2 separate regions of the Mus musculus genome follow, and region 1 is linked to region 2. The links are chromatin loops, found by intact Hi-C in ENCODE. Cell type or tissue: gastrocnemius. All regions are shown on one strand. Links, peaks and the distances in the headings refer to the core of each region. The heading gives the core; the rest is flanking DNA. Region 1 holds the start of Erbb2 (erb-b2 receptor tyrosine kinase 2). Region 2 holds the start of Ppp1r1b (protein phosphatase 1, regulatory inhibitor subunit 1B).

Region 1 (14,728 bases), core at 3,367-11,366, 53 kb after region 2:
TCCAGAGTCTCTTGTCCTTGTGTGCTTTGGCCCTCTTGCTCCTGCTTGTTTTCCTGTTACCAATTAAAGGCTGTGTTTTAAGGATGATTGTTAGCACTGGATGGATACTATGTAGTGGCTTGTCTTTCCCCGATGGGATGGAGTCCTTTCTTGTCCTGCTCACCTCTGGCACTAAAGTAGAACTTTGCTTTCCATGGGAGACACTTTGAGATCCTTCTTCCTTCCTTCCTTCCTTCCTTCCTTCCTTCCTTCCTTCCTTCCTTCCTCCCTCCCTCCCTCCCTCCCTCTCTCTCTCTCTCTCTCTCTCTCTCTCTCTCTCTCTTTCTTTCCTTCTTTAAGTAAATGAACAACTTAAAACTGTCTGGGTGGGCTAGCCACCTGTGAGTGAAGGCTCTTCACTGAACTCGATTCCCAGAACTCAATAAAGGTGGGAAAAGAGAATCCTCTCCACAGAGTTGTCCTCTGACATCAAGTGTGCTGCAGCACACACACACACACACACACACACACACACACACACTCACACACACTGCACTCTCAGGGGCTGGGGAGGTGGCTTATCAGTGAAGAATGAATGTTGTTCCTGCAGAGGACTAGAGCTCAGTTCCTAGCATCCACAGAGGCAGCTCAGGGTCATTTGCAAATCCAGCTCCAGGGGATGGAAGAACTTTTTCCTGTCTTTTCAGGCATTGCATGTAGACACATATACCTTGATCGAGACACTTGCTTCAGTCACCCCCATCTCTGTGCCCAACCACCAGCACCCAAATCTTTCTGTAGCTTTGATGTCATGTAACTAAATCCTGCCTCCCTCCCCTCCTCCCCGCCCCCCCCCCCATTGTTTTTGTTCATGGTAATTCTCTCTTTACATCCTGGAGAGGGAATTAGGGTTGTGGGGTAGGATTTAAGGATTACTAAATCGAAGGTGGATGAGCAAGAAGTACTATGGAATTACCTTCATTTAACCAGCGAAGAGCTCAAGGGTATATCATTCACCCTGAATCTTCTGTGAATGACACTTCTTCCAGCTAAATATAACGTAAGTACTGTCTTTGAAGTGGACCATCCAGTTGATAGGGATGAGGAAATTACTGGTTTTTGTGGAGATAAGGTCTTAATGTATAGCCCAGAGTGGTCTCCAAATTAGAATCGTCCTGCCTCTGCCTCCTAAATGCGGGAGTATAGGCATTGGCCACCTCAGTTCACTCTGGGAAATTGAAATGAGAAAGCAAGCCAGGTGGGGTCACACACACCTTTAATCCCAGCATTAAAAGGGCAGAAGCAGGGGGATCTCTTTGAGTACCAGACTTACACACACACACACACACACACACACACACACCAAAACAAAACAACCCAACAACAAAGAAAACTAAAATGAAAAAGCAGGCACTGTGGTCCCCAGTAGCTGATGAGAGACACACAATCAAATCCTAATATTACAGCCAGCCCTTTACCTTTTTTTTTTTTTTTTTTTGGTCTTTATTATTCTGAGGATGTATCTTTTATGGGAGGCCATTGTTTGAACTGAGCAGCTGCAGGAGGCCCTGAGAAACCAGAGCAAGGCAACAGGGAGTGGCTCATGCTAAAGGCTACATAAAGTCAAACTGAACATGTAGAGAAGGTAGATCCCAAAGGAAACCAGTTGCTACCAAAAACAGAAGGTCTGGGTCTGCCTTCGACATCTTAGTTAAGCACTCTCTCTGTTTTGATCCTTTCTAGACCTGGAGGAAACAGAGGTCGGAGGTGCTTACACTGTCTAGGCCCTGGGTTGATCCTGGGGACAAAAACTAAGAAGGGATTCGGAGCTGCTTTTCTCTTGTCCTGTTTTCTCCTGCCCACTTCCCAGTCAGGATTTTTTTTTTCTCTTGTTCTGCTTCTTTGTTTCCATTTACAAGACCCTGAATCCCGTTCTGACCAGTGTGATCATGCCTGAGCGCTGTTTAATGAAACCGGAGCAGTCCATTTGCTGTATGAGCTACTTGTTGTTATTTTCACCTTATTTACTTTAAAATAATTAATCGATTAATTGTACATTTTCTTTATTTCTGTGGAAGGGGGCGGGGCATACCCATGCCACAGTTATGCTGTGGTCAGAGGACAACCTGTGGGACTTGCCTCCTTCCACCTCATGAGTCCCAGAGATCAAACTCAAGTGGTCACTCTTGGCAGCAGGTCCTTACCCACTGAGGAAGCCATCTCTCCCTGGGGTTTTATGTCTTTTGGCAGGATGCCGTCTCCTGGGACAGCTCTCGGATGTTTTCCCTGCTAACAATTACCTGGTGTCCTCCCTTTCTCTGGTCTCCAGCTCAGAGCCCCCTTTCGTATTGCATTCTATTGGCTTAACCTGCTTTCAAATTTATATTTGGTTCTCGGTGTGAACCCACAGGATGGAACATCATGAACTCATTATTTCAATTCGGCCTTATGGAGCCCTGGGATATAGCAGCCACTATACTAGTGAAGGAAGGAAAGATGAACTGAACTGGTTGCTTGTGGGGAGCCGAGGAAGCCAAGAACGTTCCGAGCAAATGTGTGTTGTTCACATGACACAACAATGCCTCCGACGCCTTCCTTCCCACGAGGCACAGAGGAATGGCAAAGCTTTTCTCTGATCAAAATCCTAGTGTTTATAACTGACTGAGCAGTGTGTGCAAAAACTAGCAACTGGTAGCTTCCTCCTCTCAGGCGCCTGCAACCTGAGATTGCCCCCTACAGAGGCCTTCTGCAGAGACAGAATAAGTCCCACTTCCCCTGCAGTACACAGCAAACACACTGAGCTCCGGTTCTGTATGCTCATGCCCATCACCAGAGCAAGCACAGCCCGTCTGATCCCAGCTTCTCCCTTCTTCTTCTTCTTCTTCTTCTTCTTCTTCTTCTTCTTCTTCTTCTTCTTCTTCTTCTTCTTCTTCTTCTTCTTCTTCTTCTTCTTCTTCTTCTTCTTCTTCTTCTTCTTCTTCCTCTTCTTCTTCTTCTTCTTCTTCTTCTTCTTCTTCTTCTTCTTCTTCTTCTTCTTCTTCCTCTTCTTCTTCTTCTTCTTCCTCTTCTTCTTCTTCTTCTTCTTCTTCTTCTTCTTCTTCTTCTTCTTCTTCTTCTTCTTCTTCTTCTTCTTTTTTTTCATGACAGGGTTTTTCGGTATACCTCTGGCTGTCCTGGAACTCACTCTGTAAACCAGGCTGGCCTTGAACTCAGAAATCCTCCTGCCTCTGCCTCCCAAGTGCTGGGATTAAAGGCATGCGCCACCATGCCTGGCTCCCAGCTTCTCTCTTAAGTGTGTCTGAGTGTCTGACCTTTCTCCATTCCTTCATTACCTCAGTCAGGTTTCCAGGACTGAGCCATGGAGGACACAGTGGCTGCCAGCACTTATTTAAGGTCATGTGCTCAATCCCCAGGGCTTGCCTATACCCTCCAAAAGAACTGTTCTGAGTCCTGGGAAGGGAGAGACTTAACAAATGGCACAGTATGACAAGGGCTCAAAGCAAGCTGGCTGTGTTCTCAGAGCAAACACGGGGAACCAGTTCACAGTAAGGGCTTCTTGTTTATGAGTACAAGGCTTCGGGAATGGTGTTGAGCAAGGAAGGCACGGTGTTTGTGGTTTGGGAAAGGAGATGAGTGAAGGAACGTCACACTAAAGACTAAGGGGACTTCCCTGCTAAGTTAATAGCATGCTGTGCAACCGCTCTGTACACGAATTCCACTGGATTGCACACATACCACATAACCAAGCATTTCCATGGCTATCCAGACCCACCCAGAAGGCTAGGTAGAAGGCTGGGTCTGGCAGTGTTTACCTTTAATCCCAAGACTCTGGAAGGAACCAGAGGCAGGCAGATCCCTGTAATTCAATACCAGCCTAGTCTACATAGTAGGTTCCAGACCAGCCAACCACAGCTACATAGTGAGATCCTGTCTCAAAAAGAATGAAAAGGAAAAAACCAAAACCAAAACAAAAAACCAAATATCTATCAAATTTTGTCAGTTGAAGAAGTACTATCTAGAATGGAATGGAGACTAGAAATTCATAACAATAGGCTGTAAGTGTCATGTACTGACATGCAGAAAGATCTTCATAATAGTTCTGTTAAGTATAGAATGCAAAATACACATGGGTGGGCTGGTGAGATGGCTCAGCGGGTAAGAACACTGACTGTTCTTCCAAAGGTCCTGAGTTCAAATCCCAGAAACCACATGGTGGCACAAAACCATCCGTAAAGAGATCTGACGCCCTCTTCTGGAGTGTCTGAAGACAGCTACAGTGTACTTATATATAATAAATAAATAAATAAATAAATAAATAAATATTAAAAAAAATACACATGGGCACACTGATGTATATACATCACTCAAGTGAAGAGAAAGAGGAGGGCCTATTGTTTGTTATTCTAAAAAGTACATCTGGCCAGATGTGAGGGTTCAGGGAGGAGAGAAGGATAGAAGTGTGTTCAAAGCCAAGCTGGTTTACATTGTGAATTCTAAGCCAGCCACAGCTACACAGTGAGACTATCTCAAAAAAAAAAAAAAAAAAAAAAAAACTAAATTAATTAAAAAAAAAAGTAAAGAATATATTTAGAAAGATGTATAAGTAGTGATAGTTACTGGCTTTGAGGAGAAGAAGAAAAACATGGAAGTAAAGGAAAAGGCCACACACACATACACACCTTTCTTATGAAGATAGGGACTCTCTAGCAGTCATGGCTGGACTGGAACTCTATAAAACAGGCTGGCCTTGAACTCAGAGATCCACTTGCTGTTTTGCCTCCTGAGTATCCACCATTCCACCTGGCACAAAAGAAAATATGTATTCTTTCACTTTTTAAAAAATTAAAACATTTTTTTTTTTTACCATACATAGAAATCCTGCCTCTGGAGCTGCAGAGATGGCTCAGTGGTTAAGAGCATTGGCTGCTCTTCCAGAGGTCCCAGGTTCAATTCCCAGCACCCACATGGCAGCTCACAGTTGTCTGTAACTCTGGTTCCAGGAGATCCAAGATGCTCACACAGACATACATGCAGGCAAAATACCAGTGCACGTAAAATAAAATCAAGTAAATACTTTTTTAAAGAAGAAAACAACAACGAAAACCAAAACACCAAAAAACCAAACAAACAAAACAACGACAACAAACCTTGCTTCTAAAACTAAACTAGACTGACTAACTAACTAATTAACTAAACAAATAAATAAAAATCTATGAGTCCCCTTTCTGCTTTTCCCACCAGCTGGTCTAAGCCCTTGCCTTTCTCCTCCGAGGCCAAACCACCAGTCGCTTGGCTCCTACAGTCGTTTTTTGTTTTTGTTTTTGTTTTCTTTAGTCCAGCAGCCAAATAGTCTTTAAGCAGAGATCAGATCATGGGTTCGCTCCAGGACTCCATGGCTTTCCCTTGCCTGAAGCCTCGAGGGACCCAGGAGACCCCAAGGCCTGACCGCTGTGTGTCATTGCCTCAAGCTCAGGACATCCCTGTCTCCTGGGAGCCTTCACTGCTTTTCCAGGATGCCAAACTTGTTCCTGCCTTGGGGCCTTTGCACTCACTGTTCCTCAGTCTAGAACTATCTGGCCTGGCCCAGGAGCATAGGGTTGCTTCTTTTTGGTCAGACAGGTTTTACCTCACCCCTTTAAAACGGTGTTCTCTAGCCCCACCCCAAAGTAGGCTTCTCCACCTCCCCACCCCTCCCTCCCAGTTAGGTTACCATTACATTACCTAATGACTTTCCACCCAACCTTCACCTAGACAGCAGATTGCACTTTTGCGTCATTTTCTTTTGCTTTAAGTTAGGACAGACCCTGGCTAGTCCCGAACCTGTGGCAGGGGGTTCGCACGTTCAAGGCCTGCCTGGGCTATCAGGGTGAGTTCAAGTCCATCCTTGGCAATTTTGAGAGATTCTGTTTCAAAACTAGAGAGTGAGGATATACCTCAGAGATAGAGCGTTTGTCCTAAGCGTGAGGCCCTGGGCTCTATCCTCAGAACTGAAGGAGGGAGGAGGAGAAGATTGCCTGTAAAAGGCAAAGAGCAGACACAACAAGGTGGGCTCAGACAGCAACATGAAACTAGATCACTGAAGAAGGACCTTGGGATTGCCATGTGCCCTCTCTTTCCAAAGGCAGGGCTCTCATCCACACCCAGTGCTCTGAACTCTAGTGCCTGGGGAGGTAAACCTAGGGCCTCAAAGGACTAAGAGGCACAGTGTAGTTTGGGACACCCCTCAGCAAAACAAGGGACCCCAAACCGGAGGGAGGAATGCCTCGGTGAGGCCCCTGGGAGACAAGCAAGGGAGTTTAAGCTCTCAATCCCAAAATACCAATGGGAAGCCAGGGGTGGCTACAGATACCAGCTGGCCACCTGGGAAGTGGAGATGGCTTGAGTTCAGGAGTTCAAGGCCAGATTGGATGCCATAACAAAATCCTATCTCCACAGAAACAGAAGCAGCATTCTGGAAGCATTCTGTGCATAAAATCCTGGTGAGTCTTCAGGATTTGATTTTTTTTTTTTTTTTTAGACATGGTTTCACTGTCAGAAGTTCATTTTTGTTCTAAAGAAGCTTTGAGAGATAAAAGGAATTCTAGAACCTTGGCCCTGCATGGCTGAATGCAGGAGGTACCGGCAGGCCCAGGATCAGCCCAGCCAGAAATTGGTGAGCACCGTCCTTGAGATTAGGGCTAAACCTGGGTGGGCTAAAGATCAGTCCTCATGGTTAGGTTCCCCCTGTTCTTTTGTTTTGTTTTTTGGTTTTTTTGAGACAGGGTTTTCTCTGTGTAGCCCTGGCTGTCCTGGAACTCACTTTGTAGACCAGGCTGGCCTTGAACTCAGAAATCCGCCTGCCTCTACCTCCCGAGTGCTGGGATTAAAGGCATGGGCCACCAAGCCCTGCTTCCCCTTGTTTTAAAAAGGCCAGCATTCATGAGCACAGTGTCAGACAAGTCTTTACCCTCCCACTGAGGATCTCTGTGAGTTTGAGGCCAGCCAGGTCTACAGAGAGAATTCTGGGACAACCAGAGCTACATAGTGAGACTCTGTTGTGAAAGAAAGAAACAAAGAAACAAACACCTTTTTTTTAAAATTTATTTATTATTATACATAAGTACACTGTAGCTGACTTCAGATGCAGCAGAAGAGGGTGTCAGATCTCACTTATGGGTAGTTGTAAGCCACCATGTGGTTGCTGGGATTTGAACTCAGGACCTTTGGAAGAGTAGTCAGTACTCTTACCTGCTGAGCCATCTCACCAGCCCCAACAAACACCTTTTTTTGGTCATTCTTTTGTTTTGTTTTGTTTTTTTGAGACAGGGTTTCTCTGTGTAGCACTGGCTGTTTGGAATCACTCTGTAGACCAGGCTGGCCTCGAACTCATAGAGATCCACCTGCCTCTGCCTCCCAAGTGCTGGGATTAAAGGCGTGCACCACAACCACCAAGCTAAAAAAGGCCATCTTTAGGAACAAAATATCACAAGTATCTGGACTAGTCTCCTTTGGCGCCAGAGAGGCCTTCTGCCTACTGAGGGGACTCCCATATAGACGCTTCCCTTGTAAGCTACACCCAGGTCTCAAAGCTCCTTCCTTAGTAGGCCCAAGATTGTGGCGTGGACCTCGGACTGTGGACAAGACTGTCTCCTCCCTTGCTCTGTTTGTTTTCAATGCTCTGACTTGAGGTAGGCAGAAGGGAGGCTTGCACGGTCGCAAACACACACACACACACACACACACCATCACCTTCTGTGCCCCCCAGGCTGGTCAATGATTGACTGGCACTTCACAGGCCACTGGTTTCAGACCCTGGCCTGGTGACCCTTAGAGGTCACCTCCAGCGTCCAGAGCCCCTTCTTGTGCCTTCGATGCCAATGCTCTCCTCCACAGCCTCTTTTCTGCTGCTCAGGCCCGGAGTATAGTCAACCCCTCTTCCCTCTCTGTCTTCGAAGTTCCCTCACTGGGCTTGTCTCACGAACTCTCAACCTCCAATGCCCACCCCCCCTTTCCTCCCCAGCCTCCCCCTTCAGTCTTTGTCCCCAAACATCCTCTTTCCTTGGCTTTCCTGGCAGGCCTTGCTAAAGCGACAGTTGAGTAGAGAATCCAAACGGCATCGCCCCCCCTCCTCCCGCCCCCCTTCCTCTCCCCTTGTCAAACACCAGAGAAGGTTTTTCCTTTTCCTTCCAGGCTCTGAATGCACTCTTTCTCTCGGGGAGGTTCAGCCCTCCGGAGCCTCCTCCCCAGGGTGTGAGTTCTGACCCCAGCTCCTCCTCCTCCTCCCCCTCCCTTGCCGGCTCAGCACCCAGGCCCCGCCCTCCATGCAGCCCACTAGGGCTGAGCATTGTCTACAGTGCTGTGCTTCTTCCAGGGGTCTGGGATGCCCAGTACGTGGGCTTACTTGCAGGAAAGAGGGAGAGAGGAGGAGGAGGTTTTTTTTTTTTTTTTTTTTTTTTTTTTTTTGCAGATGGTGGGACCCGGGTGGTTGATGGATGGAGGAGCCACTTCTGCTCCCCTATAGTGGTCTAGGGAGAAGGGTGGTTCATGGACCCCTTGCTTGAAGATAATGTTGAAGCCAGAGCTTTCTTGGCTTAGTTCCAGACTCAGCTGTATGACTTCAGAAAGTTGCAGTTACCGCTTAGGACAGAGGTTCTCAATCTGTGGGTCGCGACCTATCAGACACTCCTCTCTTTCTAAAACTATTAACATTGCGATTCATAACAGCAGCAAAGTTTACAGTTACGAAGCAGCAATGAAGACTACATGAGGGACTGTATTACAGGGTCCCAGCATTAGGAAGGATGAGAACCACTGGCTTAGAATTTCAGGGTGCCTGGTCTGCAAAATGAAGAATAATGATACAACACTTGGGACTTCGGAGTCCTGAGAGGAGGGATGTGCCTGCAGAGCGATACAGTTGCAGTTCAACCGCTGAGGCCATCCTTAACAGCTCTCTCTCAGCTGCGCTAAAGGAAAGCAGGAGAGGGGCAGGGCTGGGGGAGAAGGGACACCTTTGATCTGACCTTTAGGGTCTTAGCATGCCAGGATACAGCCAGCAATGGCTCTGAGAGCCAGGTTAGTATATCATCTCAGGAGAGCTGAGAAGTTGCAGCTCTGAGGGACACAGAGATTAGCTCAGGGGCTGGAAGATGTGGCCAGGGTAAGAACTGGGTTTTGCTAGGGCTCAGATATTCCCATTGCCTTAAGACATCCTGGGCAGCAAATGTCTTAATCTTTTTGACTCTTGATTTTCATAATCTCAAATAGGTGTGTGTATTTCATTTTGTTATTAAGATTTTTGACCTCAAATCCCCAACCCCTCTCCTCAACTTCCCAAGTGTTGGGATTCTAGTGGTGAGCCATCATCCCCAGCTGAAAATAGGGACAGCTAATCAGAGGGGCTGCTTTGTCACATGTATGTGTTGAACATTCCTGACAATGATCAATGAGTAAATCATTGGATATCATCACCTAATATGTATATTATATAATATTATATATTATAGATGCATACATAATATATACATATATATATATGTCACCACATGTGATTCTTATTACATATGATGCACATACATTTTTTTCTCTCTATTCAAATTCCTTCCTGTCCCCTCTTCCCTGCCCCAATGCTAGGCAAATACATTATCACCAAAACACAGGCTCAGCCCTCTTGTTCTACTTCTGGGTGTGGTGGTGTGATTTATAATGTTGTATTCTTTCTCTTTGAGTACCTCAAATTGATCCCCACAAACACCCCATCTGCCCCAGAATGGCTAAATCTGGGATCATTTACTGAGCAGTTATTATGTGTCAAGCACTACACTGCTGAGTGCTTCTAGAGTGTCTTCTCCTTTAGCCCCTAGCACACACAGTCTTACAGATTTGTAAAACAAGACCCAGAGATCGTCAGTCACTTGCCTAAGGTCTCACTGCCAGAATGTGATAGAGGGAAGATACGAACTCAGGTCTTCTAGATACCAGAGTCCCATGTTCTTTGGCCCCTAGCGTGGAAGTGTCTGCCTGAAACTGAGTTTCAGTTCAATGAAAGTAGATTAAGAGAGGGCCACCCTTCATTTCTCTCCCCCAAAGATGCCTCTGATTGCATCTTGACCAGCACAGGTGTGTTCTTTACTGGAACATTCCAAGTACCATCATCAGATGTAGCAGATAAAGAAGAAGGACGTAATGAAGTTCAATTTGAATTTCAGATAAACGACGGGCAATTCATCCTGGTAAACATGTCTCTTGCAATGTGTTCTTGGAGTTTCCAACCAAAGGCATACCTTTGTTTCCTTTCTCACCTGTTACCAGGCTTCAGGAGTGATATCTAGGTACTTCAGGGGTAAACTGGCAGGCGAAAAGGACAGGGAGAGAGAGGACGATGAATGAAACTGAGAACTGGGTAAAGTCAGAACGAAGTGGGCATGGGGTTGGAGAGATGGCTAAGCAGTTGAGAGCCTGTGCTGCTCTTGCAGAGGACCCAAGTTCTGTTTCCAGCACCAAAGTGGGTGGGCGGCACCCTGTAACTCCAGCTCTGGGGGATTCCCACTTCCTCTTCTGACCTCTGTGGGCAACAGCACTTATGTGACACCCCCCAAAACCCATATATGACCACACATAATTTGAAATAAAAATAAGTCTTAAAAAGAGAAAGAAACAGGAGAAGCTGTTCTTCCAAGGATGAACAGAGGGCTCCCGATGTGACTCGCTTCTCCTAGTTCTGTGGGTTCCTTTAAGATCAGGCAGGAGATACCCAAAAGGACAGAATTGATATCCCAGAGAGTCTTGGAAGTCACCAGTTAGACATAACACATTCCCTTCCCAGGCTGATTTTACCTGAGGATGTGGCGACAAACCATTTATCTGGTATTAAGAGTGTGATGCAAACGTTCCAAGAGTATCCAAGATAAAACCCACCCAAGACTGCAAAGAGGGGTAAAGAGATGCCCTGCTTTTAGGAAGTGGGTGAGAACTGCAAGCAAGCAAGCGAGGCGTCAGGGCACAGGGCGCGACGCACCCAGGCCTGCGCCGGGAGGGAGAAAGTGAAGCTGGGAGCAGCCACTCCCAGTCTTGCTGGAATGCAGTTGGAGGGGTGGGGGGGCGAGCCGGGAGCGCGCGGCTCCCAATCACCGGCGGCGGAGGAGGCGGAGGAGGAGGGCTGCTCGAGGAAGTGCGGCGTGAAGTTGTGGAGCTGAGATTGCCCGCCGCTGGGGACCCGGAGCCCAGGAGCGCCCCTTCCCAGGCGGCCCCTTCCGGCGCCGCGCCTGTGCCTGCCCTCGCCGCGCCCCGCGCCCGCAGCCTGGTCCAGCCTGAGCCATGGGGCCGGAGCCGCAGTGATCATCATGGAGCTGGCGGCCTGGTGCCGTTGGGGGTTCCTCCTCGCCCTCCTGTCCCCCGGAGCCGCGGGTACCCAAGGTGGGTCTTGGCTTGGGGAGGGCTCGGGCCGCTACGGCTGCGCCCACGGGCGGCCGGAGCCGCGGGGCCCCGAGAGCTCCACGGCCGGGCGGTCCGGGACGTTGGGACGATTCCGGCTACCGGCGCCGCGGCCCGGAGGAGATCGGAGCAGTTGGGGATGGGACAGTCACTCGGAGAACCACACTGGAGGTCCGGACCGGCCCCTTCTCGCTACACCGGAGCCTCCCGGGCTCCAGGAGACTCCGGGAACTCCTTGGGAAAGTTCTCTGAAACTAGTCGGAAAGTTTTCCTCCGGAGGGTGTGTGAAGCGCTGTGCGTGCGTGCGCCTGCTTCCCCCCTTTCGAGCCCCCCTCACGCTTTCTCAGAGCTCTTCCAGTTGGCAGCCTCCGCCTCCGGACCGGACTGGGCAGGATGCCTTCGGGGTCCCCTCTGCCCCTCCCCTCCCCCTTCCCACCCCCTCTGGCCCTTTGGGTTTAGTAAGTTACTCCAGCTTCCAGTGGGGTCGCCGTGGAGGGGGCGGTGGGGAAAGTAACCCATCCTGTCGAGCAGGGAGGACCGAGTGGCGGCTCCGCAGTTGAGTTGCCTATCGATAGTGTCTGGGATATGGGGGAGCAGGAGGAGGGGCAGGCATTTGTTTGCAACAGTTCTCTCTCATTCTCTCTCTCTCTCTCTCTCTCTCTCTCTCTCTCTCTCTCTCTCTCTCTCTCTCTCTCTCTCTTCTGTGCTGGGGATGGAACACCCCTACCCTCCATCCCAGTCTCGCCCGTGTTAGGCAAGCCCTCTATCACAGTGCTGCACACTCCACAGCCCTGTTTTGAACAAATTTCCTTAGAGCCAGCTTAAGTACTGTGTGCTTTGGGATTCCGGGAAGGCTCGGATCTTGAAGGGTGGTCTTGTGTTTTCCCGGCTTCCATACAATAAACTGGAAAGGGTTCCTGGGCATTTGGGGGCGGGGGGAGGGCACCGAAAAGGAGTAAGGTCAGCTAGGGGTAGACAGAGAGCTGGGTTGTTTTCTTGCCTTTATCTTCGTGTTGGGGGCTGGGAGGGTGACCCAGCAGTGTGTATACTGACCCATATGTCCAGTTCTACCATGAGCGTAAAAGCTGACAGTCACCCCGTGTGGGTCAGCTCTGCCAGGCTCCGTGGGTGGTGGCTTGCATGCATTCCTTCTACAGTACTAAGAACAACTCCACAGTGGAAACATTAGTAGCCTTCTCCTTGTCCCAGGGGGGAAACCTGGGCTGGGGAAATGAAGTATCCTGGAGTAACTGGTGGATCCCAGGCAATGTGACCAGCCACAGGATATGATATATGATTCACATAAATACGAGTCTAGCTGAGCAGTGCGGAGACACTGCTTCCGTAATCAGTGGGCTGTATTGAAGATGCAGAACACAGGTTCTGGAAACAGTAGGTGCTCTCCAGAGGCCAGCGAGCCTGGAGGCTGGTGGAGTATCACCATCTGTGCCCCCTTGCCCCCCTCTCCTGCCCCAGTTCCTGACAGCACACTGCTGTGCTCACTGTGGGATACCCCTGTGTGTCTGAGGTTTTTATGATGGTTGTGTGTTCCTCCCAGTTTCTGTTGCCAAACAGCAGTCTCTCTGCTGACTTGGGGACACAGGATGAACTCTGCCCTCTCTAGGAACTTCCTCAAGGCACTGGGCTCTATCTGTTGTAAACACTGGGAGATGCCCCTTGCCTTCTTCAGGATGGAGTCTCCTTTCAGTTTCTCAGGAGGCCAGCCTTCCTGCTGACTTTCCGTGCAGAAGAGTGAGGTTAGACCCTTCACCTGAGCTGGGTAGGGTCTGCAGTTGACCAGAAGTGGCCCTGTGCTGTAGAGCTGGAATCTGAAGGGTCTGCTCTCCAGACAGGGAGTGGAGGGCTGCTGAGCCTTCATCCCTTCAGATGCACTGCTGGATGCAGAGGGACAAGGCAGAGTTTGCCTTGCCAGGAATGGTTAAAAGGGCAGGGCACCATCAGCTGCCTCTAGCTCCAGGTTCGACCCCAGAACTGGTCTTGGGCAGGTGTGTAGGGGAAAGGAGATCTGGGGAGACCCAGAGGATCAAGCTGTTGCTGGGTTCCTCAGTACTAAAGGTTTTGTGAAATGCAGTAAACACAGGTCTTTAACTTGGCAGGGGTCATTCCTATTTCAATTCTAGTCTGAGTCTCTCCAGGCCCTTCCTACCTTTTGTTATACATACGGGGACTAAATAGATTCCTCTTGCAGAAGACCTGGGGCTCAGTTCCCAGTTCTCACCTGGTGGCTCACAACCATTCATAACTCCAATTCTAGATTGGATGCTTAATTCTGACCTCCACAGGCACCAGGCATGTGTGTTAGTGCAGACACAAGGGCAGGCAAGAGACACACATCAAGTAAAATTAACCCTAACAAGAAAAGAGAGAAATATATTGCATCTCAAAATCAAATGGAAAAGGCTTTCTCTTTTCTCCTGTAATTACCCAGATCCCACTAAGTGCTTGTCTCCCGTTTTAAAAACTTCTTTCTGCTTCTTACATGCCAGATCATTTTCCATAGATGGTTTTGTGCTCTCTCTCTGCACTGTCCCGTGAAGCAGGTGCACAGATGAAACACACACACACACACACACACACACACACACACACACACACACACACACACACTCTACCTCAGAGAGATGAAGAGACTTATCAAGGGGGCATTTAGAGGTGATCAGAGTTTTAGTTGTCAAACAGGAACGGACTAGAAAAGCCTTGGGCCGGCCAGGGAGTCACACAGGAAAGTGTTCCTCTCTTACTCAGTATGGTCTTCCTAGCCCCTATCCCAGGCTGGAGAAGGTGCCTCAAGATAGGGGCCTGAGATGCCTTCCTGGCTGCTGAGTTTGCCTCTAGCACATGCTGGCCTTTCTCTTGGGCCCTCTGCAGTGCCAGGGATGGAGGGCCGGAAGGTGCAGAGATCACTAGGACATACAGGCTCATGGGAATGATGTGGGCAGGTAAAGTGGAAACTAGTGGAGCAAGGGCAGAGGAGGGCTCCGGGAAGGTGTGTTTGCCCTAGAGTGAAAGACTGATTCAGAAAGAGAGTCCCTTTCCTGTCCCCTGTGGAGAGCTCTCCCTCCGTGGCCTCAGGGAGTGACAGTTCTGTGATCTGCTAGGCCACCAGTCAGGCAGAGAGGATGTGCAGGGAACCTCTGTCCTCAGCAGTGGTTAGAGTCATTAAAGCTGCTGTTTAGGTTGCTGCAGGTCTGTTTACAAAGCTTCCCTGTGTTTACAGAGTGTTTCTCTTCCTCCTCTCCTTTAATGCCCAGGGCCCTCCGAGGGGAGTGAGAGTTCTTGCCACCAAATTGAGGTCAGTAAATATTCACCGATGGAG
Region 2 (14,728 bases), core at 3,662-11,661:
TCGCCAGCCTCAGAGAGGGTAGTGCCAGCTCCTGCGGAGAGACTCAAGGGCTTGGACAGATAAACAAGGGTACTTAACCCACAAAGTAGCCCCTCTTCTCCATCACACACACACACACACACACACACACACACCTCTGTAGAAGAGACTGGCACCTCAGAATGATCACACACCCCCAGCTCTGTTCCCCAACGCACCAAGCCCACACATGTGATAGCACGTGTACGGGGAAGGCAGCCCCCCAACCCTGCCCCTGGGCTGATTCTGTCCCCTCCCCCAGTAGCTGCGGAGAAAAGGCAAGAGACACGTGAATGCTGGGTACATTGTGGCAGGGACTCATTCCCCCCCCCCCCCGGAATTTGCTCTCACATTCACAGCCTCAAGCCCCTCTCCTGCATACCACCCCCCCCCCCGCAAGCTGGCACCCGCCTGCCCATCACCTTGACAGTCTCTGACATCCTCCTCCACACCCACACCCTCCCCCGCACACACGCAGTCCTCCCACACGCTGCCACTCACACCCGCATCTTTGACACTCTGACACACTTACATAGACTCACACGCTCACACCGCACCGACCCCCACCCTCCCCAGCTACAGCACTCCAGGCCTCTAGCATTCACTTGCACATACTCCCTACCACGATGATGACTGACAGGTGTCCTCCCACGCACACCTCTCTCACACTCGCTTTCTAGGACACCCCCATTCACAGCGTGACATGCTGGCACTCTCTTCTCGACCTCACGGGCCTCCCTTAAAAGTCCACGTCCCGAGGGGGGGTGGGCGAAGAGGTTAAAGCCAGAGTCCCGGCTGCAGCTGCCCCTGCCCCCTCCCCTTAGCGTCACCGCTGGACTTCATTAATAATACAACGCCGAGTTCTGGGGATACTGCAGGGGGCCCCCGGGCCGCTCCCCTAGCCCTGGCTCCCACTCCGCACCCTCCTCCCAGCCCGGGAGAACACGCTTCTCGATGCTCATTGGCCGCTTTCCCCTAAGCCCTCCCTCCAAACGCCTGGGCGCCAGTCCCTGGCAGAGAGGACGGGCTGGGACCCCAGGGTTGGGACCTGTGGGGTGCAGCCAGTAGCGGCAGAGGCGCGGAGAGGAAGAAGGCAGAGTGGGGGATAGACAGAAGCTGGTAGAGCAAGGCCGAGGGCAGCCCGCCGAGATAGCTCAGGCCGGCAGCCAGAGCCCCGCGCCCCAAACCGGTGGCGCGCAGCTAAGGCGCGGGGATCCTGAGCTCTGACCTGGGGACGCTGAGCCCGGCGCTGCAGGCGAGCCCCGCTGTTCAGTCCTCCCGACCGTCGCGCGTTCTCCTCGTGGAGCGCGGGATTTTCCTGGGTGCGGGGACAGTGCTCCTCCTCCTCCTCCGCGCAGCACGCGCCACCCGCAGCTCCGGACAGCCGAGCAGGGCTCAGCCAGACACCCCAAGAACGCTCAGCCGCCCGCCATGGACCCCAAGGACCGCAAGAAGATTCAGTTCTCTGTGCCCGCGCCCCCGAGCCAGCTCGACCCCCGACAGGTGGAGATGGTAAGGGGGCCGCGCCCCATCCACGTATCACCCCCAACACATATTCCCCCACCCCAGCACAGTCCGTCCCGTCCCATGTTGGATCCAGCCTGGACTGCAATGGGGCGCCCCACAGGACTGGAAGTTCGCCGGAGACTCCTAGCAACTTTTCTCCGGACCTTTAAGCCTATCTTGGGCGGGAGAATTCCTGCAGTGAGCGTCCGGAGACTATCAATCAGTTCTCGGGACTGCCCTTTTGGCTCTTATATAGCCCCGCTAGGCTAGTCATTTATTCCCCGCAGAGACCCCATCACCCTGGTGGTATCCCATGGACAGATACAAACAGCTCTGGCGTCTGAGGCTGTCACTTCAACCACTCATGGTCTAGAGGGCCACAGTCTCACCCTATAGGCCTAGTTGTTGGTGGTGGTGGGGTGTCCCCAGAACGTTATTCTGACTACTCTCTGCTCTCAAGACCTGGAACTGCAACCCCAGGGAGTGAGCTGACATCTCTTCCTTGAGGGTTGGGAGACCTACAAAGGTGTGAGGGAGAGTGTCGGAGGCAGAGGTCTGTTCTCCTCGACCTAGCAAGGACACTTGTTGCTGAGATGCCAATGGCTCTGAAGAGGGAGAGCAGTAAAAAGTGGGCAAAGCATGTCTTGGTCTTGGGGTGCTTGGTTGGGGTGGGCTGAAGCCTGGGCCTAAGCAGCCTTTGGCAGCAGCCGCTCCAGCCTCAATTACCTGGTCCTCTCTCTATTTCCCTGGAGCGTCAAGGGGACCTAATTAACTGACAGTTGGTCTGATTGCCAAGCTAGGGTGGCCAAGGAGAGCAATTTTACATTTTTTTTTCCCATGAGAACTGGGTGATAAATTCTACAGCTTGAGAAAGACTCTAACCTCCAGAGACCCCAGCAGACCCCTCAGTGTCTGGAGTTAAGGCCCCCACTCGAGCTTCAGGTGAGGGTAGGGGTGCCTGCGGTACTGGGCTCAGACTTCCTTTGCAGCTGAGTCCAGCTGCTTTGAAGTCCTTGAGCTGACCTTTGGTGGGTAGGGCCATAGGTAGCTCCCTTGGAGTGCTTAAGCTGGCTGTAGGAGTTGACACCAGCTTTGGTGTCTAGAGAAAGTTCTACAGTAGCTGTGGAGTGTGGCTCTCTGGACTAGGAGTCCAGGGATGGTTTTTCTAGTCCTTTGGATCAAGTGTGCTGTGTGACCTTGGGCACTTTGCTGAACCTCTCTAATTCCCGGACTTTTAATCCCCGTAAAATAAAGCGATTGCATGAGCCGAGTGAGCTCTAGCTGCCTTTGATTCTCAGGCTCCCTGAGGACTCCAAAGCCCAGCTCCCAGCTGGCTGAGTGCGATGGTGAGGTGCCCCTATAGGGCATTTATCCTGTCCTTCCTTCCTCCATCTCTCTAGATCCGGCGCCGGAGACCAACCCCTGCCATGCTTTTCCGGGTCTCAGAGCACTCCTCACCAGGTAGGGTCCATTCCCTGCTCCCTACCCCAATTCTGGGGCCTTTCTAAGTGCTCCCACGAGAGAGGGTCAGGCTGGAGAATGGAGGCCTGGAATGCCAACACAGCTGGGTTGGTTTATTTTCTTGGCACCTGTTGGCACCAGGAGGGAAGGGCACACTTTTGCCGTCCCAGAGACTGAGGCTTTGGGGAAAGTAACCTTATTCTTTTTCTCTTCCTCCTTGATCATGGTTGCTGTATGCCTGATGGCCTTTCTCAGAGGAGGAGGCCTCTCCACATCAGGTGAGTTTCCTGGGGCAGCTGGAAGGACACTTAGCTGGGCCCTCTGGGGTGTGGTAGACTGATATCTGCAGAGCCAACCTAGGCCACCACAGGACATATTGGCATGTCAACTGCATTTTCCCGGAAAGATCCTGTTCTAGTGTCACCCTCTCTCTTAGTGGGGCGGGGCTGATGTGGGGTGTCCACGACCAAGAGAGGGTCCTGCTCTGAGTCAGGCTTCTGCTAATGGGGGTGGGGCTTTGCCTAGTTGTCCTAGGTGTCCTGTGCTCTGTCAGCTGTCCAAGTCAGTTGTCCCACTGGAGGGAGCGGAAAGGGAAGGGTATCTGGGGAGCCTGTTTCAACTGCTTCTTTCCTGTAGAGAACCTCTGGAGAGGGGCACCACCCAAAGTCGAAGAGACCCAACCCCTGTGCCTATACGCCCCCATCACTGAAAGGTACTAATCCCACCCCTCCATCTGTCTTATGGTCTCCTGGAACTCTGCACGTGGGGGAGGAAGAGGAACTGTCAGCTGGGAAGGACTGCCACCAACCCTTTCTGCCTGACTTGGGAGAATAGTTCCTTTTTAGGTTTCCAGAGGCAGGGAGAGGGCAGCTAGGGTCTTAACAGTAGGTTGAAGGGTTGAAGCGGGGAGCTGGGTAGCCCCACAGGACAGTAAGCCTTGAGATGAGAGACTCTGATGGTGTCTCTGCTGGGCCATGCTTGCTGCCTGCCTTCCCCTCTGGCCCCACGGCTCCACTCCAGTGTGCAGGTCTTCATGCTGGGCTCCTGCATCCACTTTTCTGTCTGGGTTAAAAGGTATCACTCCTGTCTCATATTGCCAGGTCTCATGGGTGGGCGATGGGTGAAATAAGATGAAGATTCGGAGGCTCACAGGGTAGCTCAGTGGTAGAGCATTCGATTGACATGCCTTGGGTTAAAGCGATTTTTAGATAAGTCAGTATGGTGGTGCAAAGCTCTGTGTTAGCTCAGCATTTAGGAGACAGGTCGTTTTCATGAGTTCAAGGCCAAACTGGTCTATAGAGAGGGTGCCAGGCCAGCCAGAGTTGCACAGCAAGTCCCCCGTCTCAAAAAGCAAAACAAGAATACCTGAAAACAAAACCAAAACAAAGTCACTTGATGGCTCACACCTGCAACCCCTGCCCTTAGGAGGCAGAGACAGGAAGATGGCTATGGACATGAGCCTGGGCCGCACAGTGAATGCCAGGCTAGCTAGGGCAATGCAGCAAGAGTATGTCTCATACAGAAATGAAAACTGAGTGATTCAGTCCCTGGCCTCTGGGGTCCTTTGCTTCTGAGGGTCAGGGAGAGTTTGCAGGAGAGACAGCGCTAAGGCTTAGGGAATCAACGGGCCAGAAAAGACAGGTGAAGAAATGGGGCGCGCAGAGGGGCTGGCGGCGTGAAGCCAGGTTTTAAGGACAGCTGGAGACTTGATTTCTGGCCAGGGAGCTGGGGGAGACACACCTGAAGGAAGAGCAGGTGCACTGAGTGAGCCAAAGGCCTCTTCCTAACTAGGTGCCAGTGGCCTGCCACACCCCACCCCACCCCCAACCTAGGCCTTTCTTGCCGGGCTTGTCCCTTCTCCTGGGGCTGGAAGGCAGCAATAGTGTGCTGAGAGTTCCCCAGGTGGATGGGTTTAATGTGGCTTTCCAGCAGCCAAGGTCAACACATGCACCTGTCAGCCTTCCTGCCACGCCTGGGAGCACAGGAGAGAAGCAGGGAGGACTGCAGAGAAGAGTTGGTGTTCTTCTTCTCCCAAGACAGGAACATGAAGGAAGGAAGCTACAGCGAGTGGCAGCGGGCAAGGACTTCCCGGAGGGACGTGTAGAAGGGCTTAGAGTGGGCATGAAGACAAGTGGCGTGTTACCCAGGAGTACAAGAACTTGGCCTTGAGACTGGGGCGTGGAGTGTGTGCATAGCACACGTGAGACCCTGGCTCCCAGTACCAGCACCACGTTAACCAAGTGTGCTGACGCGCCTGTAAGCCTCCACTCAGGAGGCAGAGTCGGGACGGTCAGAAGTTTGAGGTTGTGCTCAGTGAGTTTGAGGCTGACTCAAGGTACATAATGAGAGTCTGTCTTAAGACAATGTGCGTCTTCTCCATCCTAGGCTGGGTGAATATGAGGGGGACCACCATCCCATGTCCTTTCAGGGGAGGTGTTAGGGATGGAAGCCGGGTCTTACACACTAAGCACACACTATAACGCTGAGCTACACTTTCAGTTCAGCCCTCCCTGGCTTTGGCTGTATACTTAGGAAGTGGGCTAAGGGAGGAGTTTAGGGCCAGGAAATTTCTTGTGTACCAAAAGTTGACCAAAGATCTGTCTACTCCAGCCTCTCTGGGCTGTGTCTATAGCATCTGAGTAGAGAAACACAGGGATGGTGGGAAGGAGTCAGGCTGTACTGGGGTTCTTGACTCTTTTTTTTTTCTGAGACAGGGTTTCTCTGTGTACCCCTGGCTGTCCAGGAACTCACTCTGTAGACCAGGCTGGCCTCAAACTCTGAGATCTGCCTGCCTCTGCCTCCCAAGTGCTGGGATTAAAGGCGTGTAAGGCCACCACCCCCCCTTCTGGGTTCTTGAATCTTAACAAGGAAGACTTGGGGTAGGGGGATTTTAAGGTCCTAGAAATGGAGAGGTAAAAGAAGGAGACAGTGTTGTAGGGAAAGATTCTTGAAGGCCCAGGGAGGCACGAGACACTGAGTAATGCCAGCAGGAGCTCACGGGGTGGGGGAGGGAGAGGGGGAGCAGAGGCACTGCACACACCTGCCAGCACCTTGGATCACGAACTAAATAACTCTCCTCCCCCGACTGCCTGCCGCCACCTCTCCCCCAGCCCAGAGGCCCTTCTGCACCGAGATGGTTCTATTTGGCAAGCTTAGCCCTTTCTGGGTAAGGGCAAGTGTCTGGCAGGGCTTGAGTTTTGTAGGGCAGGATTCAAGAGCCCTCCAGGAAGGGTGGACAGCACTAAGCCTCAGGGGAGCAGTGGGGTGGGTGTGGGTGCTTTGAGGTCAGGTCAGAGCTCTCTGGGTTGGCTCAAGGTGAAACTTTGCCGGGTCCCCAAGGCCAGGGCAGGGCAATTTATTGAGATTTTATTGCCTGGGTAGCTTACCCACAGGCAGCGGGAAGAGGTAGGTTGGAAGCTGGGGGCAGGGCGGGGCATTGGGCACACACAATGCACCCTCTGTGCCTGTCCCTGAGTTGGCAGGAGTGCATGGCCCTGCTCACTGCATGGGAGGTTTCCAGCCTACCCCCTGGGCTGCAAAGGGGAGGGGCCGCTGTTGGATTAAGTAGCCCAGAACCACTGGCCACTGCAGAGTCTAGTCTGGGGGCAGTGGCCCTAGTGTCTCACCTACTCTAAAATCCTGATAGTCCCTGGCCCCTTGCTGACCCTGCTCTAGTCTTTAGTTTTGTTTGAGGGGCTTGTTTATGTAGCCCAGGATAGACTAGACCTCACTAGGTTTCATCCACTGCTGAGGATGCATTTCTATTCCTGATCTTCTTGCCTCTACTTTCTGGATGCTGTGATTCCAGGCTTCTGCTAGGAACAAAACCCAGGGCCCTGCAAACGCTACATCCCCAGTCCCCCCAGCACCCCAGCCTTAACCCAGTACTGTTCTTTCAAACCCTGACAATCCCCAGAACCCCCAGCCCGTCCTTGTTCCCTCCCCGCCTTGCGTCTTTGGGAAGCCGCCCACACTGTTCCTTTCCTCGGCTGCATCTGAGCAGGTCTTCGTGGTGGTGGTGGTGGGGTGTTGCTGCTTTCTGGGTCACCGCAGAGGGAGCTGGGAGATTAGGGATATGGGTCACGACTGTGAGGGCTGCATCTGAACAGTCCACTTGCCCAGCCGGGACTTTACGGGGGGTGGGGGGGCCCGCAGAGTGCTGCGCCCTCAGGCTGTTCCTGCCCGGGGAGCCTGGGAAAGAGGTGCAGACTGGTATCTAATGCTGGACAGTCTGGGTCAGAGAGGCCACAGCAAAATGGATCATTGTGAACAATATCAGGAAAAATGGCTCCGGTCTATAGGCCTGACACCTTCTGCCTGGGGTTAATGCTGCTGGGAAACACTTTCCAGTACTGGGCACCTGGTTATGGAAGCTCCCTGGCCAGAGAATGCTAAGCTGTTGCTGTGCTGGCCTGGTCTTGCCCAGACAGGTGTCCTGTGGTGCAGGGGAGTTTTCTGGTGCCCGTCTTGGGGGGGGGGGCAGCGTTCTCGGAACAGCTTAAGAGCTAATGTGATTAAAAATGTACGCCTGTGGCTCCTACCTTGGTTTGATGTCCACCCTCTGTAGAGTGGATGGTGGCCTTTCACCATTGGACTTGGGCCCCTTAGGGCAGCACCTCTGCCTCAGTGGCATGCATGAGCTGCTCCTTCATCTTGGTTGACCCTTGTCCCCCCCCCCCCCCCGTCCCCTCCGCCAGCTGTGCAGCACCTGCAGACCATTAGCAACTTGAGTGAGAACCAGGCCTCGGAGGAAGAGGATGAGTTAGGGGAGCTTCGGGAGCTTGGGTACCCACAGGAGGATGATGAGGAGGATGAGGATGAAGAGGAGGACGAAGAAGAAGACAGCCAGGCGGAGGTCCTGAAAGGCAGCAGGGGCACTGGTAAGCTGAAGGGGCTGTGGTCTGTGGTTCCTGCTACCGTGGGTCAGGTGTGGTGGCTCTTCCAGAAGGATCCTGCGATGTCCTTCTGCGGCCAGCTTCTGAGACCAGGCACCCCTCAGTCTTGGTTAACCTGTCGCCTGATTAGGTTTTCCCCACCGTTCATCCCTTTCTAAAAACTAAGGCGAGACACAGGACAACCGAGGCTAGACCCAAAAAGGAACTGTCTATCCATGGAAGCCAATTGTGAGGAGGTTCATAGATCGAGAGAAAGCCTAACATTTCCTTTCATGCATTTCTGAACCTAGCATGCGCTCTCTGCTGTGCTGAAGGAGGCTGGCTGATTTGCCCTCTCCAGGACCCCTGAGAATGTCTTTTCCTTCCTAGGATAGGGTGGGAGAGTGCCCTCTAGTGTCCAGATGTAGAATTGACGATTTAAGAGCCAGTCTGGTCTGCACCTCTACTTTAACCGCAGCAGCCTGGAGATAAGGCGCCTAAAACCTACACAGGAAGCTGCAGAGCCAGAAAGAAATCCCCAGGAGATGCCCCAGCACTAGACAACTAGGCAGAATGACCTCACTCCCTCTCATGGTTGTGTCTTCCACTCCTGGCCACCAAAGGCTGTGCTTCATCTGTTTAGCCTGGTGCACATTAAACTTTTTGGACCTGTTTTTTTTTTTTTTTTTTTATGGGAATGACACACAGTCTCCCGCTCCCATTCAGCTCTTGGGCTCAGACAAAAAAGCCTTGGGTCTCCTTCTTGCATCTCTGGCTGTGAGGTGTCAGTGAGCTCCTTCTGAGCCCCCACCCCCACCTGAGAACAGATGGGAGATGAATGAAAGCGACTCCCTCAGGAAGGAGAAGGGGGCCCTGAGTCACATGACCGGACCCTCAAGGAACAACATCAATTTCCCGAATTCCGGAATAACTCTGGAGACCAGTTCTGGGCCTCTTGAGAGTATAGGATCTCATTCTGCAATCCAGGTTGGCCCGAATCTTAACAGTGCACCTCAATCTTAATCAATGACCTTGAATTCAAAGCAATCCTCCTGCTTCAGCCTCCTGATGGCTGCATTTTTAGTGTAAGCCTCCACACCCAGCTTCCCAGAAGGTATTATCTAAGGTAATCTACACCGATCTTCTTACATAATATTTCCTTTGGAAAAGTGCCCATGAACTAAGTTACAATCACGGGGACAGAAGTCCAGGCCAGTGTTCTGCCCGTTATGCAGCAATGGATGTCTCAGAAGCTCAACCTCAAGCCATCAGAGAGCACCAGAGGGGCACTCAGCCTATGTATGTATGCCCTCTCTTTCAGTGGGGCAGAAGCCTACTTGTGGCCGGGGTCTGGAGGGGCCCTGGGAGCGCCCACCTCCTCTGGATGAGCCCCAGAGAGATGGAAACTCTGAGGACCAAGTGGAAGGCAGAGCAACACTAAGTGGTGAGCTTTGGAGTGTGGGCTGGGGAGGTGGGTGGGAACCTCATGGGCCAAGCCTGGCCTTGAGTCCTCTTTATTTGTCTTTCAGAGCCTGGAGAGGAACCTCAGCATCCCAGCCCCCCCTGAGCCTGGCACATAAGCTCAGAGCCCTGTATCTCCCAGGAGGAAGTGTTCCCCAGAAACCCACTCTGTCCCCACCCTCCTTTGTACCCTGTCTTTCACCTGCTAGGGCTGCGGCTTCTGACTTTTAGAAGACTAAGGCTGGTCTCTGTTTGCTTTGGCTGAAGCCCAGAGTCCCCAATGCCTTTCCCTGCCAGTCATTCTTCTATTTACCCGGTGGGAGTAGGGAGGTGAGAGAGCCCACACTGGAAACCCCAGAAGGCCATAAACAACCATTTATTCTCCACAAGTCCCCTCCCTCTCCAGATTCTCTCCCCTGGGCACAGGAGACCCACAGGGCAGGTCCTAAGATCTGGGGAAAGGAGGTACTGAGAGCCTACAGGTGCCCTGAGATCTCCTCCTTCCCCTACCAGTGGTGGGCGTTGAGTCCCCAACCCTCTCATAGACTTCAACCAGGGCTCAGGTCTCACGCATTCTTTGCAGAGCCTCAACATGTCCCTCCCTTAGTATCCCATTCCTGCTGGGTGCCTGCAAGATGGACTGGCAGAGGCTGCTTGCTGCGTTTTGTTTGTGCTTTGGTGCCAGGAATGCACTTACTATCTGTCCTTAGGGGGCCACACAGTGGGGGGAGCCTGGTTCTCCTTGTCCTCCAGCAACTTGGTTCCCTTCCCCTTCTTCCCTTACTCTAGGCCTGAACCCCTCCTACGCTGTAATAAATCTTTGTAAATAATTGTCCTGAGACTCCTCTTTCAGGGGAGGGAGGAGAGACCGGGAAGTAATGGTATGTTCTGACAGGAAAAATGGTGGTTATCTTAGGGTCAGGATCTTGCCTCTCGTGTCCAGCCCTTCCCAGGAAGGAGCCTTTCCTGCAGGCTATACGCATGGCAGACATACTAGCTCCTGAGGGAGATGGCTAAAAGCCAGGGGAGAACAAAGGTCCTTTAAATATGTGTGATGGATGTGGTGCTGCGCGTCAGTAATCTCAGAACTTGGAAGGCTGAGTTCGTGGCCAACCTGAGAACGTCTCAAAAACGAAAAATGGATTTCTCCAAGGGACTTGTGCTCACAAATCGGCCCTCACACAGTTCCCCTTCACTCCACAGTGTCAGGCCTGTATGATCTAATAACCAAGACACCCTGGGGTTTTATCCCTTGCTCCTGCACGGTCTTACACAGTTTAACTTCGGTTGTGGCTCCGCTTCCGGACCTCGTCTCCGAGAGAGGGGCGGACCGGGGCGGAGCTTCAGGGTCACACGAATCCCGATTGGCTTTGGGGGCGGGCTCGGGGGGGCGGGTTGGCTTTGGGGGCGGGCTCGGGGGGGACGGGCTCAGCGGCGGAAGTAGCGCCGCCGGGAGCTCTCCTTCCGCTCTGAGGAGTTGCCAGGCCGTGGAGCGGGACTGCGGCTGAGGCAGGAAGAGTGGGGGCCGTGGTGACATGAAGCAGGTGGGTTGTGCGGCGGTCGCAGGCACCGGGCGGTGGTACAAGAGCTGTCTCTACCCGACGGATCCCGCTTTCCTGCCCGGTGTCCGTCTTTGGTTCGGTCCGACCCAGCCCACACCCCTCGCGCTCCGGGTTCCGCCCCCTTCCTCTCCACTCGCTGCTGCGCGCGCAGGGCTGGGGAGGGGGTGTCTTGGTCTTTACCCGAGAGGGTCCGGAGGACGTCTGCGGCCGCTTTCCTAAGCCTTCTTTATAGTAAGAGGAGAGGCAAGGAGTCGGTATCTAAGTATTATGGGGGACAGAATTGGGTGTGGGAAGGGGCCAGACTCAGGGAAAAACATACTAATCGGCTGCCTCTCTGCCACCCGCTGTTTCCCACAACTTCCGTTGGAAACATCCACGCATAGCTTCCCAACGATATCAGAAAGAAGGCTCTTTAAACTCTTCTCAGAAGTGCTTGCTACTGTTGGCTTTCATTCCTGACATACTTCCACCCTTTGACTCCCCAATATTTCCTGATTTTTCCTCTTACCTCTCTGACAAGAGGGCAGAAGAATCTCTTTACGTTCACGCTGGCCCAACCCGCCTCACTGTGCATTGATCCTGGATGGCCTCATCCACTGTTGTCGCATCAAGTTCACGTTCACTGAATATTCAGATGGACGATAGCAGCACATCCCCTTCCTGGGCTCCAAATTAGCTGCCTGTCAATTATGCCTATGGGATACCTTCACTTTGGGATGATCTCACAGGTTTCAAACGTGAGCTGATCTTTTCTCTGTAAATTTATCCTTCCACTCTTGTCTTATCCAGGAGAAAAACTCCGGAATTGCCTTAACATCTTTTAACCCTGTTTGCTCAGAGGTGCCAGTATAGCTAACTCCCTGAACCTTCTCTGTCACTACCCTTGTTGACGTGTCTCTGGACATTTCCAGCAGCTTGTGGTCCTAATTGCTTGCAGGCAAGTCTTCAGAATCTAGCTCTTGCAGACTTTTATATCACGAGTCTGGTTATGTCACTTGCTTGCTTCCCATTGCCTGTGGGGAAACGACTGTGTGCTTGTTTACTGTAAGATGTGCCTGGCTCACATAGGGTTCTTCGTGTATATAGCAGCACCTCTTTCCTCTCTGATCTGCTGGGCCTCCTCCTGATGTATCCTTCAGGAGTCCTGCTCAGAGAGCACCATCTCCACACTGCCCACCTCCATCTCAAAGGCTGGCCGCCCTGCCCATCTGTGTCCTCTGAACACTCTTAGTGTCATAGCTGACATATAGACCCATGCACCAGCCTGCTTGAGTTTTGATATTGTTTTGAGACCTTGATGAAGTCAGTATCTTCCTTTCCTCTTTTGGAAGATGGAGATAGTAATGTGCCTACCTTGTATAGATGTGAGAATGAATGAAGTACTGTGTAGTGTATGCATCAAGGGACCAGGCCTATGAGTGCCTAATGAACACACGTTAGTTAGCATGTCCTGTGTAAGAGCACTCTGGCTTGCTGGTTATGAGTTAATTTCATCGGCTGCGTGAGAATGCTTGGTGTGGCTCGCTTCTCATTCTGTCCCTGGGTCCTAAGGTGAAATCCTGGACTCACCGGGAACAGGATCTGGACCTACTGAGTGGAATGCTATTCAGGAGTGGAAAAGATCCAGCCTTTGTGGTTTTGTTTCCAGCACTGCCGGGAAAACAAACAAACAAACCAAACCAAACCAAAAACCATCTTGGCACACTGGTGGCACACACTTTTAATCTCAGCACCTGGGAGGCAGAGGTAGGTGGGTCTAACCTGGTCTACAGAGTTCTAGGATGGCCAGAGCTACACAGAGAAACCCTGTCTTGGGAAACAAACAAACAAACAAACAAACAAGGCAATGGGAGTGATTGGGTGGGGTTGGGGTTAGCCCAGTAGTAGTAGAACATTAGTTCTTGACCATGAACAGTCCTTCAGTCCTTTGCTGTTCTTTTGCAATCATGAGTGCCCATCTCCCTTCCCTCCACCTGAGTGATTCTCCTGAGCCTCCGAAGGTCCCTCCACCCTGTGCTTCCCTCCCCCTCACTGTAGCTCAGGCCCCATGCGTCTTTTTCTGGGAGACATGGGCCCTTGTGAATACATTTCTGAAAGCGCTCGTCACATCCGGCCAGCATGGATTTATGTCAGTCTTTCTCACTAGACCCAGTGACCCCGATAGACTAAGCCAGAGTCTGTCACACTGCAGGTTCTCCTGTGTCCTGCTCTTAGCTGAGCTCTTGCACACCTGGGATCACTGGAAGGTCGCAGTGTGGGTTAAGACCAGAAATCCCGTGGCTGGCTGGCTCCTCTCATCCTGTTGAATGCTGGTGCCTTTTGCCTCCTCTCTGCAGATGAGGAAGCTGAGCCTTGGGGGAGGTTGGTTCAAGTCACTCAGTAGAGATTTAAAGACGGGTAGCTTAATTTCAGATGCATAGCCATGTCCCAGGCACTGCCTCTGTTCCAGCATCCAAGCGAGCAGCTGGCACATCAGCGGACAGGACAATGAATAGCATGCCATTTTGTTAGCTGTGTGCTCCTCTGAATGTTTTCTGGCTGGAGTGCGGCAAATGTAGGCTTTTGTCTGGCCAGAGCTGGGCCCGGGAGGAGCCTGTGCGCCCAGGCCTTTTCATGAGAGAGCTCACAGCTCTCAGAGGGGCCGGCCCTTTCCAGAGTGACTCTGGGGACTTGACTTCCTCAGCCTCAGTTTTGACCCAGGATCACTAAAGAATGGAGTAGAGTCTGATTCACAGCCCCTGAGTGGGCCAGAGGTCACGGAGTCACTGAGCTCAGGGCATCCTAGAAGGGCAGGGTGGGGGCAGGGGCTGAGCAAGCCTGGCACATGTGGTGGGCTCTCCAGTTACTGTGTGGTCAGAACCGAGTCTAGGAAGGAGTGGCCAGTTCCTGTGCTAGCCTGACTCTCCTCTTCCTACTTAGCCCTAAGGAAAGGGGAAATGGAAACCACTTTGTGTTTGCACTCATGTTTCTCACTGCTGCCATGTGCCCTGTCTCTCTTCAAACTTCTACTTCCCCAGGGCCGGGGACCTTCACAAGCCCTCTGTGGGTATGTATGTGGCCAGGGAGCCTGAAGCCAGTTGTTCCTCGGCTGAGGGCAGGAGTCACCAAACAGGAGAGCTATCCCTGATAGGTTTCCTGAGGCAGGGTCCTCCTAACCCGCAGGCCAGACGGACCTCTGGTTCGGGCACAGTGCCCTGCTACATCTGCCTGGCCCTGGCCTGCATTGTGTGGCAGGGAGTAGTAGGGGGAGCAGTCATTAAGTAAGCACAGGTGGAATTTCTCATCCCTTCAAGCTCCCTTAGGTAGGTACCCTCTGCTCTCCACTTTACAGATGACACTGTGTATGAGGCTCAGTGACTTGGCAAGGATACAGCCCAACAAAGAGTGCCCCTGGGCTTTTGATTTCAGGTCTAATGCTGACCCCAGACCTGTTCCCTCTCTCCAGTTCCGGGCAGAATTCACACTTCAGTAAAACAGCTTACTTAATAGATAACCTGTGGCTTGTCACTGTGACCTGAGCAGCCAAGACTCAGGTCTAGCGATGAGATAAGGGTGGGGCTGACCTGGAGGAGTCCTGAGGTCAAAAGCACTTAGATGGCAAAGGAAAGCTTTGCCTTAGAGGTGACAGTAGCTCTCTGGCAGTGGAAGAGGTTGTTCTGGAGTGAGGAAATGGAGAGCCTACTGTGCCGTGTCGGAGCAGCCCTCAGTTATAGGGGGGTCAGGTGTTAAACCCCACATCTAGAGAAGAGAGCTAGGGTCTCTCCTTCCTAATGTTCCTTATCCAAGGGGCTTAACTCTCCTGGGCCCTTCCCCTTGCATTACCACAGGGCCACTGCCCTGAGCAGG

Evidence for each region. Hi-C counts contacts between places; a loop is a spot of excess contacts. Peaks named below come from ENCODE experiments on the same cell type or tissue, not always from the same donor. Only the 100,000 strongest peaks of a DNase experiment are listed, where the experiment ranks them.
Region 1: it touches region 2 in a loop (2.0-fold over the local background); 3 of 42 quality-filtered maps call a loop at or near these places.

What each region holds. Positions count from the first base shown.
Region 1 is chr11:98,401,363-98,416,090 of GRCm38, forward strand. Erbb2 (erb-b2 receptor tyrosine kinase 2) reads left to right here and starts at 11,122. Exons shown (of 27, transcript NM_001003817.1): 1 at 11,122-11,373. The coding sequence starts at 11,301. In gastrocnemius, for the core only: no CTCF peak of the experiment used is centred there; DNase peaks (open chromatin) are centred at 8,265 and 11,199; H3K4me3 peaks cover 1,030 bases; H3K27ac peaks cover 1,075 bases.
Region 2 is chr11:98,347,645-98,362,372 of GRCm38, forward strand. It overlaps Ppp1r1b (protein phosphatase 1, regulatory inhibitor subunit 1B), which reads left to right and starts at 762. Exons shown (of 7, transcript NM_144828.2): 1 at 762-1,530; 2 at 2,925-2,985; 3 at 3,241-3,263; 4 at 3,622-3,697; 5 at 7,683-7,865; 6 at 9,181-9,303; 7 at 9,389-10,152. The coding sequence starts at 1,450. The coding sequence ends at 9,426. It overlaps Stard3 (START domain containing 3), which reads left to right and starts at 10,724. Exons shown (of 15, transcript NM_021547.3): 1 at 10,724-10,864. It overlaps 1700003D09Rik (RIKEN cDNA 1700003D09 gene), which reads right to left and starts at 10,639. Exons shown (of 3, transcript NR_045477.1): 1 at 10,593-10,639; 2 at 7,779-7,843; 3 at 3,074-4,350. In gastrocnemius, for the core only: no CTCF peak of the experiment used is centred there; DNase peaks (open chromatin) are centred at 8,270, 10,028, 10,714 and 10,966; H3K4me3 peaks cover 1,753 bases; H3K27ac peaks cover 2,156 bases.